2 separate regions of the Homo sapiens genome follow, and region 2 is linked to region 1. Evidence: read pairs that join two places in POLR2A ChIA-PET (ENCODE). Cell type or tissue: A673. All regions are shown on one strand. Links, peaks and the distances in the headings refer to the core of each region. The heading gives the core; the rest is flanking DNA. Region 1 has its middle 39 kb from the start of MATN1-AS1. Region 2 overlaps EPB41 (erythrocyte membrane protein band 4.1).

The links. Peaks named below come from ENCODE experiments on the same cell type or tissue, not always from the same donor. Only the 100,000 strongest peaks of a DNase experiment are listed, where the experiment ranks them.
Region 2: POLR2A ChIA-PET joins it to region 1 with 13 read pairs; 2 of 35 experiments call an interaction of 5 or more read pairs at or near these places.

The regions. Positions count from the first base shown.
Region 1 is chr1:30,675,589-30,683,925 of GRCh38, forward strand. No RefSeq gene overlaps it. Among named protein-coding and RNA genes, the nearest start is that of MATN1-AS1, 39 kb to the right of the region's middle. In A673, for the core only: no CTCF peak of the experiment used is centred there; no DNase peak of the experiment used is centred there; H3K27me3 peaks cover 1,034 bases.
Region 2 is chr1:29,022,042-29,030,378 of GRCh38, forward strand. All of the region lies in intron 7 of EPB41 (erythrocyte membrane protein band 4.1), which reads left to right. Among named protein-coding and RNA genes, the nearest start is that of TMEM200B, 98 kb to the right of the region's middle. In A673, for the core only: no CTCF peak of the experiment used is centred there; a DNase peak (open chromatin) is centred at 7,850; H3K27ac peaks cover 2,293 bases.

The DNA.
Region 1 (8,337 bases), core at 147-8,146:
CCTATTTTTATAGATGGGGAAACTAAGGCATAGAGAAGGTAAAGCAAACATACAATAGACAAGATCAACAATGCCAAAAGCTGGTTCTTGGAAAAGACTAAATAAAGAGAAGGCCCACACATGACTGAAATGAGAAAAGAAAAACATAAACAGCAAGAGAAGGCACAAAGAGACAGCATTAATAATAGGAAACAGATCATGTCATAGAAGCTACAGAGATTAAATAAATAAATAGAAACATATCCAGAACAACTTTATAACAGTACATTTGAAAGCACATGACACTGACTCATTCCTATAAAAATACGACTTATGCAAACTGACTCAAAAAGACATTTTAAAAGTTGTGCAATCATATAACCATTTAAAAAGCTGGATTAGGAATAGAAACCATCCCACAAAGACACTGGGCCCAGATGGTTTTATAATATGCTTTCTAAACACACCAGATAGAAATAAATCTAATATCTCAAACACACTTGTAGTTTATGAGGTTAAGAAAACCGTGACACCAAAGTCAGGCAAGAACAATATGAGACTGGAAAATTACAGGCCAAGTTCACTCAAGAACATAAGTATAAAAGTCCTAAACCTAATATTAGCATAAGAAATGCAGCAATGTAAGTGTATCATGACCAAGCTGGAGTTATCCCAGGAATGTAAGGTTGGTTTAATACCAGAAAATCAATGTGGATCATATTAACAGATTAAAAGAGAAAAAACATATGAACATTTTAATAGCTGCAAATAAAATTCAATATCTTTTCATGAGTAAACTCCTAACTAAGAATTAAATAGGACTTGCTTAGCTAGATGAAAAGCATCTATGAAAACCTACCTACATTGTACATTATGACACAAAGCTCATAGCTTTCCATTTGAAATCAGGAACAACACAAGGGTACCTGCTAGTATCACTGCTAGGAAAGTTAGAAAGAAAAAAATTAAAGGTATAAGGAGCAAAAAGAAACAAACCTGTCACTATTTGGTTGTCTATGTGGAAAATGTGAAATAATCTACAGATAAGTAAACAATAAAGAAGTTTAACATGTTTACTGGATACAAAATCAATATATATATTGAATTAAATTTCCATGCATCAGTAAATTTAAAAAACACCATATACAACAGAAAAAAAAAAGCAAGTATAAAATATCTAGCAATGACTCCAGTAAAAGTTACAGAAGCTGTTTCCAGAGAAAATGAATACTACGTACACAACCTGTTTAGCACAGACCTTGGCATGTTGTAGCTCTTGGTTTGTGCGTCCTTCTTTTTCCACTCCCTTACAGTTCAGGCATTTATTATTGTCAATCTGAAGTGGAAAAACACTACCAATATGTCACAATAATTTCTGTTTATCAGATGTCATTGACATCTTTACTTTAAAAAGAAAGCTTAACATTTGCTTCATACTTTTGAGTTTTCCAAACACTATCACCCTCACTGTCTTTCATAATAGCCAACATGGGCCAGGGGCTGTGGCTCACACCTGTAATCCCAACACTTTGGGAGGCCAAGGCTAGAGGATTGCTTGAGCCCAGGAGTTTGAGACCAGCCTGGGCAATATAGTGAGACCTCCAAATCTTAAAAAATATATTTTTTAAATTGCTAACAGGTGGGCATTTGAGGACACTGAGGCTCAGAAAGATGAAGTGATTTGCCAAGAGATAAACTATGCAGGCAGGATCTGAACCCAGTTCTGTCTTGTTCTAAAACTGAGTTGTTTCCACCACACCTCCTGCCCCTTGAACTGGGGCTCATTTGTTGATTAATTTCCCACATATTCATTAACACTGTGATAGAAGCTGGAGTGCAATAATGAACAAGGCGGACGTGAACTCACTTTCCTAGAGCCTAGAATCCATTGAAGGAAACAAGTTGTTAAATAATTGCCATAGAGCTAGATGATGCTGTGCTGTGGGGGCTCAGAGAAGGAGAGCAGGAAAATTTCCTGGAGGAAGGGGTATTTACTTCTAAACTGGAAAGGGAGTATGAGTCATCCTGGTAAAGAAGAATGGAGGTGAGGGTAAGGTAGAAAAGTGCAGGAAATGTTTTTCAAGCTGAAAGAACAGCATGTGCAAAGGCTGGGAGGAGGGAGTGGCCTGGGTGTGGAGTAGAAGGAAGTCTGGTGTGGCTGGAGCCTAGGCTCTGGTCAGTGAGGGATGACAGGCCAGGGACAATCCACGCAGGGCCCAGCATGGCAGGCTAAGGAGTTTGGGCTTGATCCTAAGGAAAATGGGGAGGCATTGAAGAGCTTTTAAAAGAGAGTGTCGTGTTTAATTTGGGTTTTAGAGGATAGAGTGAACCAAGTATAGAAAGATACTGAAGTCAGCACTGGGTCAGAGGAGACCCTCATACCCAGTTGTCCTGCTTTTTGCCAATCTAGAGCCCTCGTGACCTCATGAGCCCACTCCCAGTATCTGTCAGGACTCCAGGCCACAGCAACAGACCCCAGTCCAGCAGCTGAGGCCTTTAGAAGTGGGATGATTGGCCCCAGTGCTGAACAAGAGGCTCTGATGTAAAAGAAAAGTCTGCCAGAATCAGATCTTAGTGCCCCGGGATTTTCTCTCTACCCATCTTTCCTCTTTGTGTCTGGTTCTTTTTGCAAAGTGGCCTCAGTTTCTCCCACTGCACCTGGGCATGCCCCATGAGGCCAGGGCAGGTGATCCCAAGCATCTACTTTGAGCTCCATGACTCCAAAGGCAAAAGGAAGTGTCTCCCATCAACTCCAGCAGAAAATCCCAGGGAAGCCTGGATTGGCCCATCCTGAACCAGTTACTGTGGCTTAGGGATGCAGGACTCTGATTGGCCAGGCCTAGGTCACATGCCCACCCCTGTGATGTAAGTGGGCTAGAGTGGGGCGGAAGAGCTGTAATTGACCGAATAAACATGGAAAGACCATTACCAGATGAAGGAGGAGGCTCGGTAAACAGGGTGAAAATCAGCAACAAATAGCCAGCAAACACATAAAGAAAAACCAAACAGATGTTCTAGGTATAAGCACTCATTTGTTCTTTAGGACACCACTGTTATCACCTATAACAGGAACTTTCTTGGACCACTCCTGCAAGACACTGTCAGAACTCCCCTTGTGCATCCCCCTAGAATTCTGCACTTACCTTTGTCACAGCCCTTGTCAGCTGGTACAAGCGTATCTCCCACACTGAACTGCAACTCCTGAGGGCAGAGGTCTTTCTGAGCCACCAGCCTAGCATAAGGGAGGTGCTAGCAATGGCTGGTAGTTGAACAACTTAATGCACATCTTCCCCCAACTTTTCCCAGGGCTAACTAGTAGAAATGGGCTGAGAAACTACCAAAACTACCAGTCAACCTGGATCAGTCAATCCAACCACCAGTAAGTACAAGACGGAAGAGGCAGGGTATCAAATGGTGTGTGGGGCTGGCCCAATAGGTGGCCCACAGGGTTGTTCTGACAATTCTTTCCAAAGAGCCACACAGCCAAGAAATCTTACCCAGAGTTGGCAGTGTCACCAAGAGCTGTCCAAGAACATGGACACGGAGAGTTGACCATTAGGGAAAGGCCAGATCCTCAGCCATCTCGCCTCATGCTGCCTGCAGCAAACAGCAACCTGGAACTCACAACCCAGATCTTCCCCAGACTCCTCCTGTTGATGGCAGCAACAGTCCATCTAGAGCAGCCACTGCTATTACACTGGCTGCAGCAGTGAGGCACAACTGGGACTGCACACTCCATGGTGCCAGCAGGAAATGGGGACAAGTGGGAGCCTCACCCCTTCCAAGTTGGTGGGGCAGGAGCTCCCCAGATGCAGCCACAGCAGCCCAAGTTGTGGCTGCAGACCCATTGTCTCCTGCTCCATGGAGCAAGCAGGAGCCCTGCACCCCAACCCAAACTGGGCACAGCTGTAGCCACCCAAACCACAGCTATGGACCCTGGCATCCCTGCACTCTTGGGGGCCCAGGAAGGCAGCCCCTGTCCTTGCAGGGTTGGAAATGCCTGCTCCCACTGCCTGGCTTCCCCCTGCTGTCAGCACCCATTCCAATCTTAGAGCAAAGTCGGCACTAAGCCTGGGCACAGTCACAGCCCGGCTGGGTGTGCACATGCTTAGGGCAGTGCTGACATGCCAGCCCCCTGACACTTTGGCCCCCTCTGGACTTTGGGCACCAATGAGCATAGGAGGAAAGCCAATGGGGCCAGGGGTGCTGAGGGCAGCTCAGGGCTGGCCTGCAGATGCCCCCTTGGCACCTACAGCCTGGGTGCCATGAGCAGCAGCAGGAGGCAGACAGGCTCCTGGACAGAAGGTGGCAGGTCCCTGATGAGGCCCCACCTTCAATTCAGGGAAAGCCTGAATGCTGGGGGCCAGGCTGCCAGTCCCATGTACTGGAGTGAGAACTTGTGCCTTTTCCAGGTATGCCCATGGCCACCCATGGAACAACTGGCATGGACTTCCCCACCTCTGAGGCCCATAAAAGCCCTGGGCTCAGCCAGAGCTGAGCAGACATTGAGACAACCAGCTGCAGAGAGGAGCTACCCACTCCAGGGCCTCCTCTCTCCTGAGAGCTGCAGAGAATGACAGGACGACCTGCCTGCAGAGAGGAGCTACCCACTCCAGGGCATCCTCTGAGCTATTCTGTCAATCAATAAAGCTCCTCTTCACCTTGCTCACCCTCCACTTGTCCATGCATCTCATTCATCTTGGACGCAGGACAAGAACTCAGGACCTGCCAAATGACAGGGCTGAAAGAGCTATAACACAAACAGGGCTGAAACATGCCCCTTGCTCATCATGTTGCAGGTGAAGAGAAGGAGAGAAGAGCTGTGACCCTTCAGGGAGCGCAGACCTGGGAGCTCCCCAAGCCTGGGCTGTGACTCCCTCTTTGGGGCCCTGCAGTTCCTGGAGTCTCCAAGCTTCTGGGTGCCACTGTGTTCTCCAGTGGCCGCCATGGAAGCTGCTTGCGGTGTACTTGGTCCAGCTGCAGCCTTGCAGAGAGGTACCTGGAGCTCCCTGCCCCGTTGCAGCAGCCAGCGTGCCTGACTGTGCACAGTGGCCAGACCCCACACTCACTCACTCACACACCCCTCACTGCTCCATGCCTTGCTCACCCTTGGCAGGCATGGGATCCAGGCTGGAAGCGTGAGCCAAGCCGAGCCTGCCAGGCCAAGTGGGCAGAACAAGCCCAGAGGGCCCGAGCAAAACTTGGGCAAAGGAGCCACCAGCCACAGAGGTTTCCAACCAGAAAAGAGACACCCCAAGGATTCTGCAACTGTGTGGACAGGTCAGACAAAACCTGGCCTGGAAAACCCTTCAACTCAGCCATTCCACTTTTGGGTATCAACACTAGAGAAAAACTCCAGTGTGCACACAGTGAAACATGCATAGAGGTACTTATTGCAGTACTTTTTATAGAGAGGAAAAAATGAAAGGAACCTAAATATTTAACAATGGGGAAATCATTTTTTAAAAGATGACACGTCGATGCCATGGAAATGATACATGGCCTCATTAAAAAGAATGACGTAGTTATTGGCCAGGCACGGTGGCTCACGCCTGTAATCTCAACACTTTGAGAGGCTGAACCAGGCAGATCACTTGAGGTCAGGAGGTCGAGACCAGCCTGGCCAACATGGCGAAACCCTGTCTCTACTAAAAGTGTAAAAATTAGCCAGGTATGGTTGCTAGTGCCTGTAATCCCAGCTACTCAGGAGGCTGAGGCAAGAGAATCACTTGAACCCCAGGAGGCAGAGATTGCAGTGAGCCGAGATTGCACCACTGCACTCCAGCCTGGGAGACAAGAGCAAGACTCCAACTCAAAAAAAAAAAAGAAAAAAAAAAAGAAGAAGAAGAAGAAGAGGAGTGGAGTAGCTCTATATGTACTGACATGGAAATATTTCTAGGATTAGGATGTTACTAATGTAAAAACAAAAGGCAGATGCACAAAAATACATATTGCATGATATTATGTTTTTTAAAATACCCATAATAAAAATGTATACGTATGTACACATATAAATGCATAGGAATTGGGTCTATAAGGATTATATGCCACCCTGATAACAATGGCTATTATGGGGAAGGGATTCAAATATGGAGGAGGGTAGCTCAGGCAAGTTTTTATCTAAATTGTTTGACTATATGACAAAAAGAATATATGCATCTAGCACTTGAATAATCAAAATTAGGATTTGAAAAAAAGTCAGGGGATTATGTGTATTGCAGCATTGCCAGTAATAGCAGAAAGCTGAAAAACAACCTAAACATCCACTGGGAAGGAACCAGCTAAATAAATACTGGTGCCTCTGACAAAAGATTACGAGGCAGCCACTGAATAAATAGGACAGATCCAAATAGGAAAATACTCTCAAATGAAAAAGCAAGCTGCAAATGATGCTTAGGGTATGATCTCATGTTTGTGAAGGAAAGACAAGTTATTATATGCTTAGGAAAAAACAACAGATGCCAAACCACTGTGGCGGCAGAGGCGGGATGGATGAACCCTTGAAGACTCACAGAGCCAGGTTCAGTCCCTGCTCTGGAACCAGCTGGGTGGCCTTGGGGGTCACTCTAATATTCTGAGCCTCCATTACCTGTCCTTTAAAACAGGACAATGGCAGAATCTACCTTGCAGTGTTGATGACAGGACTGAAGGATCTAGTGAATCTGAAGGGGTCTACCCATGGGCATGATTCAGCGAGCTCACTCTAATTAATATCTGCAGTATCTCATCTAGGAGGTGGGTTTCGGGCTTGGGGGACAAAACACTTAAAATCCTTACACTCTTCTACACTGCTTGAATTTTAACAGGGAGCTTGCATCACTTTCATATTTTAAAAAACTAATAAAAACTAAAAAGAGAATCCAGCCCAGCAGTTGCCTGCGATTAGTCCATTCCCCTGGGTTCTCCACCCCCATTGCTGTCCTCACACAAAGTTCCCAGGCCTGCCATGCCAGCCATCCCCAACTACAACCTATGAGTGCATGTGCCTGGCCACCGCCAGCTCTCACCTCGAGAAAATTGCTTGCAAGACTGTGATTATGGAGAAGCGCAGACAAAATAAGCTGGGCCCTCAGGGAACAATGATCCCTCCCTGCTGAGGGCTTGGGACCAGGGGGATAGCCAAGAGGTGGGTGACAAGTGTTCTCCTGTCACCTGCCTGCATCCTGTGATTTAACTTCATTTTGACATTTCTCCAGCTGAGTGGCAGCTACAGCTCCAGCCCCATGAAATCAAGTGGATAAAAGCTGAAGCAAAGGGCATGAAGACCTTGACTCCCTGTCATTTTGCCACCAGCTCTGCCAGAGACAAGCTGGCACACAAAGCCACTGAAGCCAATAAGGAAATGGATCGGCACTGAAGGGAAAAAGAGAGATTGAGAATCCCGTGAAATTGCTCCTTCCTTGAGAGTCTGCTGCTGTCTCTGGTGGGAGGGGGATCAGGAAGGATCCATCCAACTGCACAGAGAAGACCTCAGGCTGCTGGCAGTGGAGTCTAGGGGCTACATGCACTGAGCACCTACTATGTGCCAGGCCAGGGCAGGCCGTAGGGATGCTGCAGTGAACAAGACAGATGAGACCCCTGCCCTCATGGCCAATCGTCATTATCATCCTAAATAATATCATTCCTTCCTTGTCTACTACATGCCTAGCCCTCCAGCTCTGTGCTAAGTGGTCCACATGCTTTTCTTTTTCCTAATTCTTGAAAATAGCTTCTGAAGTAGCATTTTATAGAAAAGGAAACAGACTCAGAAGTTTAGCATGCTGCCCACAATGAAATACTTTCTTTTCTTTCTTTCTTTTCTTTGTTTCTTTTTTTTTTTTTTTTTTTTTTTTGAGACAGGGCCTCCCTTTGTCACTCAGGCTAGAGTGCAGTGGCTCGATCATAGCTCACTGCAGCCTCAAACTCCTGAGCTCAAGGGATCCTCCCACCTCAGCATCCAAGTAGATGGGGCTACAGGTGCACACTACCACACCCTGCCAATGTTTCTTTCTTTTTGTAGAGACTGAGTCTCACTTTTTTGCCCAGGCTGGTTGAAACCCAGATGCTCTCCATTTCCAGAGCCTCCATCCACTGCGCTGCAAGGTCTGGCACCTCTCCTTCTCTGGAACTGCTCTGTGGGCCCAGGAACAGGAGTTCCAGTCCTAAGTGGGTGCTGTGTAAACCTTGTACAATTTGCTATATAGCCCCTGCCCTGCGTGCGTACTTGAGTGAGTGTCAGGGAAAAGGTAAAGGATTTTGCACTTATTCATTCGTCCACTGCACACTACTTGGCACCATGCTGAGCCTGGGGACCAGCAGGGGACAACTAGACAAGGTCCCTTCTGGAGAATGCAAGGGCTTTGGGGGAAAAACCATTAT
Region 2 (8,337 bases), core at 198-8,197, 1.7 Mb before region 1:
CTGGTAAAAATTGGAATTTTGGAAAACTTTTATATATCCCCATGATCTTGACAGCTTTTAAAGACTTTTCTGCTAAGGTCAGTGGTTATTTTAATGAATGTGTTTTTTTATACACATATTATATCAAGGTTTGGAAGATTTTCATAACTTGGTGAACAAGTATTTTTCAGATTAGAAATGCACAATGTTAAAAAAATCATGCACAGGTAAAAGATCCATTCAAAATGCAAGATAGACCAATGGATTTTAATGTAACAGTACAAAAAGTTCATTGATAAGTTTCTACATTTCACATTGAAAATTATCTTTAAGAAACTGCCATTGATATAATAAAAAAAAAAAAAAAAAAAGAAACTGCCATTGATAAGTTTTAGTGTAATACCAGAAAAGAATATTTTAGGCCAGGCGCAGTGGCTCATGCCTGTAATCCCAGCACTTTGGGAGGCCGAGGCAGGCGGATCACAAGGTCAGGAGTTTGAGACCAGCCTGGCCAATATGGTGAAACCCTGTCTCTACTAAAAATACAAAAATTAGCCAGGCATGGTGGTGGGCACCTGTAATCCCAGCTACTTGGGAGGCTGAGGCAGGAGAATCACTTTAACCTGGGAGGCGGTGGTTGCAGTGAGCCAAGATCGTGCCATTGCACTACAGCCTGGGCGACAAGAGCAAGACTCCATCTCAAAAAAAAAGAAAAAAGAGTGTTTTAAATTCATAGTCACCCCTTTTCAAACTACATGTCTGTGTGAGATCAGATTTCTTCACATACTGCCAAATCAATATATTGCAACAGATTGAATGCAGAAGCAGTTGGGAGAATTCAGCTGTCTTCTATGCCAGACATTGAAGAGATTTGTAAATATGTAAAGCAAAGTTACCTTTTCATCACTGTTTCAGAAAATATTGGTATTTTTCAGAAATTATGTTATTTATGTTAAAAAGTAATGGGATTACCATTATTTTATTTTATTTTGAAATGGAGTTTCACTCTTGTCGCCCAGGCTGGAGTGCAATAGTGTGATCTCGGCTCACTGCAATCTCCGCCTGCTTGGTTCAAGTGATTCTCGTGCCTCAGCCTCCCGAGTAGCTAGGATTACAAGTGCCTGCCACCACACTTGGCTAACTTTTGTATTTTTAGCAGAGACAGGGTTTCACCATGTTGGCCAGGCTGGTCCTGAACTCCTGACCTCAGGTGATCTGCCTGCCTTGGCCTGCTAAGGTGCTGGGATTACAGACGTAAGCCACCGTGCTTGGCTGGATTACTGTTACTTTTTAGAAATTTAATAAACATTTTAAATTTTCCTTAGTTAAAACAATTTTAATATAGTGAATACAAATAGCTATAAGCCACATAAAGAAAAGCTCTTGACCGGGCACAGTGGCTCATGCCTGTAATCCCAGCACTTTGGGGGGCCAAGGCAGCCAGATCACCTGAGGTCGGGAGTTCAAGACCAGCCTGACCAACATGGAGAAACCCCATCTCTACTAAAAATACAAAATCAGCCGGGCATGGTAGCACATGCCTGTAATCCCAGCTCCTCAGGAGGCTGAGGCAGGAGAATCGCTTGAACTCGGGAGGCAGAGGTTGCAGTGAACCGAGATCATGCCATTGTACTCCAGCCTGGGCAACAAAAGCAAAACTCCGTCTCAAAAAAAAGAAAAAAGAAAGAAAAGCTCTTTAGGGTCCTCAATAATTTTTACAATAATTGTTAAGAGAATAAAGAGGTCCTGAGATCAAAAAAGTTTGAGAACCACTGAGTTGGGGCAATAGGGCACCATAGTTAAAATCTTGGGCTCTGGAGTTAGCCTTTCTTTAAATTCAGACTCCATTCCTTGTTAACTGTGTGCCTCTTGGTAAGTTACTTAAGCTCTCTAAGCTTCAGTTTTTTCATCTGAAAAATAAGGGCAATAATGTGAATTTTCTAATTGTTAAATCAGAAAATTTATATAAAGTGATTAGTACAATGACAGTATATAGTGAGAGTTCAAATATCTGCTATGATAATAATAATTCTTGGCTGGGCACGGTGGCTCACACCTGTAATCCCAGCATTTTGGGAGGCCAAGGCAGGTGGATCACGAGGTCAAGAGATTGAGACCATCCTAGCCAACATGGTGAAACCCCATCTCTACTGAAAATACAAAAATTAGCTGGGCATGGTGGCGCGCACCTGTAGTCCCAACTACTCTGGAGGCTGAGGCAGGAGAATTGCTTGAACCCAGGAGGCGGAGGTTGCAGTGAGCCGAGATCATGCCACTGCACTCTAGCCTGGGTGACAAAGTAAGACTTCATCTAAAAATAAATAAATTAAAGGCCGAGCGTGGTGGCTCACACCTGTAATCCCAGCACTTTGGGAGGCTGAGGCAGGTGGATCACGAGGTCAGGAGTTCAAGACCAGCCTGGTCAAGATGGTGAAACCCTGTCTCTACTAAAAATACAAAAAATTAGCCGGGCTTGGTGGCACGCGCCTGTAATCCCAGCTACTCCGGAGGCTGAGGCAGAGAATTGCTTAAACCTGGAGGGGCGGAGGTTGCAGTGAGCCGAGATCGCACCACTGCACCCCAGCTGGGCGACAGAGCGAGACTCCGTCTCAAAAAATAAATAAATAAAAAATATAAATAAATATAAATAAAAAAAAATTCTTATCCTCACTTCACAAGTGATGAATGTATGTGTCTTGGTTTGGAGAACTAGTTTTAACCTTTATCAGAATGTAAACCCAATTAGGTGAAACAATCTCAAGGGACAAATGGATATAGTTCAGCTGATATTCTGTTAGAGATGTGGTAGAAATTGAGCAATAATGGATCGCCGTGACCAGAACATTTAGGAGTCTGTCATCTTGGAATTTACTTGCTCCTTTTTGGAAAGATTTGCAACCCTCACAAACCCAAAGGAACAATTTAATTATGTCCAACAACATGGCATTTTAACTAATCCAAAGAAACTTCCACTGAGGCATATGCATTTTACTATGCATTGGAAAGTGCAGTACAAGCACTTCTCAGATAGAAGACAGCCTGCATAAATGGAATCCTTAGTAGTGGCCCTTTGCCCAGACTGGGATTTTAAAGCTATAATTAACACTTTAAATTTACACTAGCAAATCAAGCTTTAAAATTAATTGCCCTCCATTTATTGGTATTAGGAAGGTATGTAAACTTGTCTATTGTCCCCCACTTAATTCTTTGAAATCACAATCCTTAATTAGGAGATATAACAAACATTATTAAAAGGGAGTCACATAACACTGGAACACACCGAATAGCTCTATCCTGATTGCACTTGCTTGAAATAAATGCAGGGAAACTTTATTGTAACTTCTCTTTTTAATGAGCTTTAACCAGTGCCGGAGCTTCCTGGTCAGGTACTTTTGTAAGCTGCAGTACTTACAAGTAGTAAATTATTAGGTGGTACTGAAAAAATTCAAGACAGTACTTTTAATGGTTTAGAGGTATCTAATCTCTTCCCAGCTGGTTTGTTATGACGCTCAAAGGTCTTGGAAATTTTAGGGAAAACCTTGATCATTAAAATTTAAGGCAAAAAATAATTTATTTTGTGATATTAATCTTTCAAATATATGTGTTGTGTTAACATGCACAGATGTCTGTGGGTGGTGAGATTATATATTTTCTATGCTTTTAATGATATTTTCCAAATTTTATACAGTGAATGTGTATGATTTTTATAATCAGATAAAGCTTTCTGGCAACATTAGGTGGGGCAGAGCAAGGTAGTCATCCATGCAGAGGGGCAGTCTGGCTTGGGATATTGAGGCCTAAGCAGAGTGAGGAGTGGGTCCGTGGGTTGGAGGGCAGCCTGGCATGAAGAGTCAGAGCTCAAGTGGATGAGGATGGTAGTCATGTGTGGGCACCTGGTGGTGGGTTTCAGAAGCCAAGCAGAGCAAGAAGGGCATCCATGTGGGGGAAAAGCCTACACAGGATGTGGAGGGCATCCATACAGGGTGGTGCTTGATGCACAGTGTCAAAGCCTAAGCAGGGTGAAGAGATGGTCCCACACCAGCAGTCAGAACCCTGGTGAGGTAAGGAGGACATCCACGTGTGCTGAGTAGCCCAGAATGGGGAATTCAGGGTTCAAGTAGAGTGAGGAGGACATCCACATACAGTAGGGGTTTGTGGCTGCAATGAGAGATTATATGATTATACAGAGGGATTGATCAAATTAGTCAATGTATTCAGGGTAATGGGAGCCAGGTTTCTCACTGTCAGTAAAGTGAGACACAAATTATGGAAAGGGAGAAACTAAAATGAACCCTGTTAGGATATTGCGTTAAAACTGGAGGCTTCAATGTGAACTTGTGGTTTCCAATATATAGATAGGTAGATATAGAAATATAGATGTAAAAAGGTAGATACATACACAGATACATACTCTAACTCTACATTGTGTCAGAAGGAAGTACTGGAAGAATGATGGGAAATGGTCAGAAGGACACAGAATCCAGCTTGGAGAGGTTCCCACTACCAAATCTGGGGCAATTTAAGCATCAAAATAGATAAGGAAAATAATTGATATACTGCATTGAATAAAATGAAAATTCGTGAGTCCATACTGACATAAATAAATAAATTGAAATTTTAAGGCTGGGCATGGTGGCTCATGCCTGTAATTCCAGCACTTTCAGAGGCTGAGGTGGGCTGACTGCTTGAGCCCAAGAGTTCACTTGAACCTGGGAGGTCAAGGCTGCAGTGAACCATGATGGTGCCACTGCACTCCAGTCTGGGTGACAGAGCAAGACCTTGTCTCTTAAAAAAAATTTTTTTTGGCTCACACCTTTAATCCCAGCACTTTGGGAGGCTGAGTTGGGCAGATCACGAGGTGAGGAGTTTGAGATCAGCCTGGCCAATATGGTGAAACCCCATCTCTACTAAAAATACAAAAATTAGCCAGGCATGGTGGCGGGTGCCTGTAGTTCCAGCTACTTGGGAGGCTGAGGCAGAAAAATCACTTGAACCCAGGAGGCAGAGGTTGCAGTTAGCCGAGATCATACCACTGCACTCCAGCCTGGGCAACGGAGTGGGACTCCATCTCAAAAAAAAAAAAAAAATTCTTAAGTTAGAATTACATTTTTTTAAGAATTGTAAAGGGACCTTGTTATGTTGTGCAACCTGAACAACCTGAAGTGCAGTGCTATTTACAGGTGTGATTGTAACTCACTTACAGCCTTAAACTCAAGCAATCTACCTGCCTCAGCCTCCCAAGTAGCTGTGACTACAGGTCACTGCACCCAGCTAAAATTATTCTTTTTCTTTTTTTAGAGACAAGGTCTCTCAACATTTTTTTTTTTTTTGAGATGGAGTTTCATTCGTTGCCCAGGCTGGAGTGCAATGGCGCAATCTCGGCTCACCGAAACCTCTGCCTCCCAGGTTCAAGCGATTCTCCTGCCTCAGCCTCCCAAGTAGCTGGGATTACAGGCATGTGCCACCACGCCCGGCTAATTTTGTACTTTTAGTAGAGATGGGGTTTCTCCATGTTGGTCAGGCTGGTCTCAAACTCCCAACCTCAGGTGATCCGCCCACCTCGGCCTCCCAAAGTGCTGGGATTATAGGCATGAGCCACCGCGCCTGGCTGAGACAAGGTCTCTCTATGTCGCCTAGGCTCATAGACTCAAGCAATCCTCCTGTCTCAGCCTCCAGAGTAGCTAGGACTATAGGTGCATGCCACTGAGCCTGGCTAAAAATTAGGTAAAAAATTTTAAATGCAAACATCAGCCAAACTTCAAATATAAATATTATTTTCAACTAACAAGTTTTAAAGATCTCCCCTTATTTATTTATTTGTGAGACGGAGTTTCGCTCTTGTTGCCCAGGCTGGGGTGCAATGACGCAATCTCGGCTCACCACAACCTCTGCCTCCCAGGTTCAAGTGATTCTCCTGCCTCAGCCTCCTAAGTAGCTGAGATTACAGGCATGCGCCACCACGCCCAGCTAATTTTGTATTTTTAGTAGAGACGGGGTTTCTCCGTGTTGGTCAGACTGGTCTTGAACTCCCTACCTCAGGTGATCCGCCTGCCTCGGCCTCCCAAAGTGCTGGGATTATAGACGTGAGCCACCGCGCCAGGCCTGATCTCTCCTTATTTTTTAAAGCATGCTTATTTATAGAAGCATGTAACTACATACTGTGAAATTTAAATCTGTATTCAAATTGATTGACCCTATTAATGTCCCTTAGGGTAGGGTAGGAGGAGTGAGTATAGGGAAGATTTTATCATAATTGCTTTACTTAATGTTTTAAAATTTGTCTTCAAATTCAAGTGATCCAAATTGTGTCTCTTAATTTTATGATTTGTGTGTAGATGAACCACTGGACTATCAGAAAGCTAAGGCTGCAATAATAACTATTCATGTCTATAAAGCAGTTTTACAACCATCATCTCATTTCGATCCCAATAGTAACATTCATTCATTCAGCAAAAACAAAGTCATTGCCTATCCTAGTATCTAGAAATACGCATTATTATGATTCTCGTTTTATAGAGGAGATGGAGGGAGACACTGGCTGGCCACTTACAAGTACTGAAGCCTGGATTCCAGCCCAAGTATTGTGACTTGAGTTTTGACTTAAGTCTGCTGTCTCAACTAAGGGTCCTAACTTGCCTGTGGTAATGTGATCCCTGAGAACCTGTTTCTTCAACAGCAAAATGAAATTATTGTACTCTTTAAACTTCAAGCTCCTTTCCAGCTTCAAAATCCTAAAATTCAGCGGGAGTGGTGGCTCACGCTTGTAATCCTACCACTTTGGAAGGCTGAGGCTGGAGGATGGCTTGAGCCTAGGAGTTCAAGATCAGCCTGGGCAACATACTGAGACCCCCTCTGTACGAAAAATAAGAAAACTAGCTGGACATGGTGGCATGCACCTGTAGACCCAGCTACTCAGGAGTCTGAGGTGGGAAGATCACTTGAGCCTGGGAAGTGGAGGTTGCAGTGAGCTGTGTTTGCACCATTGCACTGCACCCTGGGTGACAGAGTGAGACCCTGTCTCAAAAAAAAAAAAAAAATTCTAAAATTCATCTCGTCAATAACAGTAACAACAACAGAAACATAAAATAGGAGTAATGTTAACTAGAAAAAAATGTAACTTAGATGGAAAAAAATTAAAAACTACAAAACTTTCCTGAAATGTTTTTAATGACTTGAATATACAGACTTGCATAAGGGGCTAATTTTCCCATTCTCCTTTTTTTAATCTTCAATTTCAGGTTCATTAATAAATAGAATTAGGTGTGATGCTTCAGTGCTTGTGAAAATAAGTTTGTTCATGAAGGCTAAATCAGTAGCAAATCTGCACCCTGTCTCCTGTTGTATACATATTTTGGTGGTTGTTGTTCCAAGGAATCCTTTGTCCTTTTAATTAGGGTAAAGACAGATGGATTTGGAAGAGACTTTTCCTTGTGAAATGAAGAGACCCCTGCAGCTTTCTGTAGCTTGAGGCAGTCTTATGGGAAACTGGCGTTTACTGTTTTTTCCTTGGGGATGTGCCTGCATTATTGTTACTGTTAAGTTATACTTGATTGGTCTGAATTGTGCAGCATTAGGAGTGATATTTTTGTCTTTGAAAGCTCTATATAACAGCTCATGAACACTTTTCAAAAGACGGGAAATTTATAGAGGAGAAGAAAAGACTGTCACAGCGAGTGTTTAGACAGTGAGACTGACTGTTTTCAAACAAATCTAATTCATTATATGCCTGGTAATGAAGACATATTAATAACAGAGAAAACAGCCCCATTATCTATGTGCTTCCGTGAACCAGTTTATTTTGTTTATATCAGTGGGCAGGACACCATCTGTTACCAGAAATTTTCTTTTCATCAAGCCTGCCCCGATTAAGAGTCCTCAGTTAAGTAACATCAGCTGCCCTCTTGTTTAATTTCCATAACTCAATTCAGGGGTATGGAGAGAAAAAGGCAGCTATAAGAGGATATTGTAAATTACACCATGCCCTCTGAGGATTTAATTTGGTCATCTCCTTGGCAAGAAAAATTAGCGGGAGGAGCTTATGTATGTCGGAGAAAAAGAGTGAAGAGAAGGGGGCAGAACTAATGATAGATGAAATAGCTTTAAGGAAATTGTTTAGTAGGATTAAAAAAATTTTTTTTGCAGCTTTTTGGTGACTTTTTGTTTGCTCACATTGTCTTTTTCTAAGGTATATTTTAATTATTTAGATACAGGCAGTGATGGGTTCTGTTCCATAATAACCTACTTTCAGGACTAGGAAATATATCTTAATATAGTGGTATGTATATGTTCATGTGTTTAAAATACAGTGAATATATAAATGTTACTGTAAATGATGACACTATAACACTGAAAGAATTT